Regions from separate parts of the Homo sapiens genome. Here region 1 is linked to region 2. A link is a contact called in ENCODE Hi-C data. All regions are on one chromosome and are shown on one strand. The core of a region is the stretch at or near the end of the contact, and the rest is flanking DNA. Distances in the headings are between cores, read along the strand shown.

What was found. Hi-C counts contacts between places; a loop is a spot of excess contacts on that map. Pooled maps may share reads with other maps.
Region 1: a pooled map shows a loop between it and region 2 (4-fold over the local background). The contact joins the promoter of ACAA2 here to the promoter of HAUS1 in region 2. A Hi-C loop is called at or near these places in 8 of 50 pooled maps.

The regions. Positions count from the first base shown.
Region 1 is chr18:49,812,148-49,814,847 of GRCh38, reverse strand. It overlaps ACAA2 (acetyl-CoA acyltransferase 2), which reads left to right and starts at 1,315. Exons shown (of 10, transcript NM_006111.3): 1 at 1,315-1,379. The coding sequence starts at 1,364. It overlaps SNHG22 (small nucleolar RNA host gene 22), which reads right to left and starts at 825. Exons shown (of 4, transcript NR_117096.1): 1 at 786-825. It also overlaps SCARNA17. RefSeq lists silencers at 803-972, 1,215-1,509, 1,403-1,522.
Region 2 is chr18:46,103,099-46,105,798 of GRCh38, reverse strand. It overlaps HAUS1 (HAUS augmin like complex subunit 1), which reads right to left and starts at 1,414. Exons shown (of 9, transcript NM_138443.4): 1 at 1,358-1,414; 2 at 431-605. The coding sequence starts at 1,387. It also overlaps a transcript of ATP5F1A not described here. RefSeq lists an enhancer at 1,010-1,099 and a silencer at 1,490-1,589.

The sequences.
Region 1 (2,700 bases), core at 66-2,565, 3.7 Mb before region 2:
ATGAATAATGTGTGCTGATGTGTTCATGGGTGTAGAGTACTAAGGTCTGCATTAAAAAGATAAGATGGTTTGATGGAAGAACAGGTGGATAGCAATATAGCAAAATGTTAACAATTGGGTCGATATGTGTCCACTGTACAAGTCTTCCCACTTTTCTGTAAGTTTGTAAGTTTTCATAATACAAATTTGGATTTAAAAACACCCCAACATTGCAAGAGTGTCACCAAAGTGTTTGAAAAGCAGGATTCTAGGGGGGGCATTCGCTGACGACTCAGAGAAACCGTCCATGCCACCCACCACCCCTACGCACTCAAAAGAAGCCCTCGCTAGGCAGCCCGGCCCTCCGAGCCCTGGTATCGAGGGGCTCTCCGCCTCTCCCCTGCCGCGGCCGCCTCCTGCTTGCCCGGCCTCAGTCTGTTCTCAGAACATACTCCATCACCTGGTTCCCAGAACTCAGATTGCGCAGTGGTCTCGTCATCATCGGCCAGGACTCACAGTGCCCGCGGCAGAGGCCTCCCTAGACCTCCCTCCCGTCCAGCCTCACCCGCTGCCTACTCTCCTCACGCCCCTGCTCCAGGTCCCCTGGCCCCATTTCGCTCGCCACGTTTTCATAATCCTCTCAGGCTCCGGGCAAGCGGCGCCGCCCGCAATGGGACCTGATCATATAAGGAAAATACTGCGGGCTCATCCGGGGGCTGCAATGGGGACCCGAAAGCGCCCTAGCCTACTACAATCACCGCACCCCAACTGCCGCCCACCTCTCTGCCCTGCCCCCAGTACAGTACCCAAAACCGGTCCGGGTCCAGCTCGGCGGCCCAAGCCTCTGCCCAGCGGACTGCGCACCCGCCCGCCCCAGCCAATCCCGCCGCCGCCGCCGCGCCCCGCCCACAGGACGTTCGGTCCCGCCCCCAGCTGGCGGCCGCGGCCGCCCGCGCGCCAAGTTCCTCAGCCCTTGGCTCCTGCCCAGTGTTTAGGGTGTTGGCGGAGACAAAGGGGAAGAGTCATCGCCTGTCGGGGCTAGGATATGATGGGTGAGAGGTGTCAAACCAAATTCTCTCGGTTTGGAAACGGAGAAAATCTAAAAATGAGGATGTGAGGAAAGAGTCCGCTCTCAAGGCGCGTTGTGGTCTATCCGAGCCCCGTCCCCTGGGCTCCCTCGGGCTGGGGTGAGGCGGGCAGCGCTACGCGTGGGGTAGGACCATCTTACGCTGGGACCCCGCCAAGGAGCCCCAGGAAGTAGGTGAAAGGGCAGGGGCGTGGCTCTCGGGGCGCCACCCACGCTCTTGAAATCTGGGTGATTGCGAGCGGCCGCTCAGCGTCCCCCACACCACAGACCCGCGCCGCCGACGACCCAGCAGCCGCCATGGCTCTGCTCCGAGGTGAGCGCAGCCCCCTCCTCCTCTCCTCGCCCCTCGGGGTCCTGCCCTCCCCAGGCCAGGCCTCCGCTTCCGGCCGCCGCGGAGAGTCGGGGTCGTGGGGTGAAGTTCACTCAACCTCCTCGGTTTTGGAGCGGACGTGATAAAAACCCAGCCCGAAAGGCTTGTTTGGGTTAAGGAGAAAACCCTTACTTGTAAGGCGCTAGCGACAGCGATTTCGGTGCAATTTCCTGTTTAGTTGAGACCAAAGTTTGCTTGCATGTGACCTTGGAGGTCATTCCTTTCTTCGCCTAACAGTGACCCCACTAGTTCGAGTCCAAGTATTAGAAAAAATGGGGCGGCGCCATAGGCCGCGGGCGCCTGCTGCGGGGCAGCTGCGCACAGGAGCCCGCCGCTCGGCCTCGGTGGTCAGGGCTCCCCGGGTGAATCGATGGAGAGGCCTGCAGAAATGGTAGCTGGTGTTCTGCTGGAAGACCTGCCCTGCTCCCATTTCCCTTCTGTTGCTTTAGATTAGAGCGGTCACTCTATACCTAAGTTCTAGGGTTATGAACTTGTTTAAAACAACTGTGTAATAAACTCCCTTTTCAAAACAAGTGGGCACAGTCAATGGAATCTTACTTTAAGGATGTACGAGTCGAAGAACATTGAGGTGGAATACATATCGAGGCCCTGAGACAGGAAAAAGCTTGGCAGGATCTAAGAACCAAGCATTTTGGTGCTCCAGGGCCCTGTGGGCTCTGTAAGAAGGTGGGGTTTTGTTCCAAATTCAGTGGAAGGCAATACAGGGATTTAAAGCGGGGTAATGACAGGATCTGATTTCCACTCTGTCCGAATTTGGGGCGGTCTGTGTAATGGCGAAGAGACCATTTAAGGATCTATTGTAGAGGTCCAGGGAGCAGCAAATGATGGCTTTGACTCGTGTGGGGCAGTGTAATTGGGGAGAAAAGGGGAGGGATGAGTTGAGATAGATTTGGAGGTGGATTTGATAGAAAGTGGATTGGATGTGGTGGAGTAAATATAAGAAGGAAATGTCGAGAATGATGAAAAGTGTCTGGTTTGATGAACCGTGTTCATGATGATGCCACTTTACAGAGTGAGGAAAATTGGGAAAGGAATAGATGTGGAAAGAAGGATTGAGAATTCAGTTTTAGGCAGAAAACTTTTTGGTGCCTGTGAAGCAGCCAAGTGGAGATGCCAGCTAAGCATTGGTTAGGGGGATCTGAAAGTGAGAAGAACCAAAGTGGCATGGGAACAAATCAAGGGAAAAATCCGTATTCTGGGACCAAATGCAGTGTTTACAGTTTCCTGCAACGTGGATTTCATT
Region 2 (2,700 bases), core at 165-2,664:
GACCAGCCTGGCCAATATTGTGAAACCCTGTCTTTACTAAAACACAAAAATTAGCCGGGTGTGGTGGTGCAGGCCTGTAGTCCCAGCTACTTGGGAGGCTGAGGCATGAGAATCACTTGAACCCAGGAGATGGAGGTTGCAGTGAGCTGAGATCACACCACTGCACTCCAGCCTGGGCGACAGAGCAAGATTGTCTAAAATATATACACACACACACACACACACACACACACACACACACACACACATACATATACATATATATAAACATAAAACAATAAAGTTACTACTATAACAGAGTGGAAGAAAATCTGGGAAAAATAAAGGAGCAAAACAAGTAGTCTACAGTAAATTAATCCTGTATACTTTAGTGTTATAAAATTTGGTTACCTCTATTTATTCTCGTTCAAAACTCTGGACTTAATCTCACCTTCTGACTCGTATTCACTTGCTTTCTGCTTCAAGTCCTCTATTACCAGGTAGACATCCCTGTCCCGGACCCTGTTGCGTTCTGAAAGGTGATGTAAAATCTCTGTGGTCCGTGGGTTCACCTCATACTGTGGAATAGGATGATCTCCAAATATTTTTTTTAACCACGCAGCAACCTAACCATTAAAAGAAAGACAAATATTATAAGCCTTGTTTACTGTAATGGCTCGATGAGAATATGACAAAGAAGTGATCAAAAGCAAACTAAATGCTTTCTGTGACTATTTTGGAGTCCTACTTCACAACCTCACTTGTCTTTAGGGAGATACTAGATATCAGGAAATAAAAAGTGAGCAAGTACACAAAGAAACGTACAATACTGAAAATTACCAGAGAACAATCCGTTCTTTTCCAAATCTGCAAAAGCGGTACAGGCTAACAATTTGCCTCGCTTGAAAAACCTTAAAGCTTAATAGACCATAATAATGCGAACGCATTATTAGACCGTGCATGGTCTGAAAAAAGCAATTGTCCCTCGATCACCAGAAGCCCCGCCGCGCCGGGAGGCTCCCAGTGTTGGGATGCAGGGCGCGGAAGCAGTTCAGATGTGGAAGCCGCCGGGCTGAGCAGCGAACCGGAAGGCGGGTTTGGCTTCATAAGTCCCACTCCAGAGTCTGTGGACACGGGCTGCTCAACGCCTCTCCCGGGCCAGATCCAAACAAGGGGAGGCCCGGGCAGGAAGGGAAAGGCCTTCAGGAGAGTCTAAGCACGGGGGGCTTGCAGATAGTGACGGCGGCACTAAAAGACGGATGTGTGGAATAGGGGAGAGAAAAGTAGACGTGGCGCGCACAGGAGACCCGCTGTCGGCGCGGGGGTGTCAAAAACGCGTTTTCCAGGAGGCCAACGATCCCCATTCCCGCCCCATCACCTGCGTTTCTCTCTCCTCCTGCGGCTCCATAGCTGCGGCTCCCGCCACTTTACTAGGAACTCCTAGCGGGAGATGCGCCCCGCTCACTCCCTAGGCCCCGCCCACACGCCGTTGGCACCCGCCCCTCGCCGGGCCCGGGATTTCTGGGAGTTGTGGTTTTACCTGAGACTCCTGGCCGTTGAGCCCCTGTGCAAGGCTGGTCGAAGGCTCTGGCATTGCAAGCCTCGCTTCGTTGCCACTTCCCAGCTCTTCCCGCCTTCCGCGGTATAATCAACACTACGAGAGATAGAGCCGCCTAGAACCAGGTTGTTTTTTCTTTCTTTTATTTTTATTTCTTGTTTGAATCACTTGTCGTTAAAAAAAAGTACTTGAAACGTTTGGTTCTTGCTTAGCAAGATGTTTGTGTTTCTTCCACATTGATTGCATCCACTCAGAATTTATATTCTACCCTGGCAATATGAGCTGAGGCAATCTTAACTTGATCCGTTAGTTCCCCCAACCTAAAAACTAGGGACATTTTTTTTTTTTGAGACAGAGTCTCGCTTTGTCGCCCAGGCTGGAGTGCAGTGGCATGATCTCGGCTCACTGCAACCTCTGCCTCCTGGGTTCAAGCGATTCTTCTGTCTCAGCCTCCCAAGTAGCTGGGACTACGGGCAAGCGCCACCACGCCTGGCTAATTTTTGTGTTTTTAGTAGAGACGGGGTTTCACCATATTGGCCAGGCTGGTCTCGAACTCCTAACCTCATGATCCGCCCACCTCGGCCTCCCAAAGTGCTGGGATTACAGGCGTGAGCCAGCGCGCCCAGCTTTTTTTTTTTTTTTTTTTTTTTTGAGATGGAGTCTCTGTTGTTCAGGCTGGAGGGCAGTGGCACGATCTCGGCTCTCGGCTCTCAGCTCACTGCCACCTCTGCTTCCCGGGTTCAAGCGATTCTCCTGCCTCAGCCTTCCGAGTAGCTGGGATTACAGGTGTGCATCACCACGCCCAGCTAATTTTTTGTATCTTAGTAAAGATGGGATCTCATCAGGTTGGCCAGCTTGGTCTCGAACTCCTGACTTCAGGTGATCCGCCCGCCTTGGCCTCCCAAAGTGCTGGGATTACAGGCACTGCGCCCGACCTTTTCTTTTCTTTTTGAGATGGAGTGTTTCTCTGTCGCTTAGGCTGGAGTGCAGAGTGACATGATCTTGGCTCACTGCGACCTCCAACCCCCGTCCCCAGGCTCAAGCAATTCTCCTGTCTCATCCTCTCTAGTAGCTGGGATTACAGGCTTGTGCTAGCATGCAGGGATAATTTTTTTATTTTTAGTAGAACGGGGGGTTTCACCACGTTGATCAGGCTGGTCTCA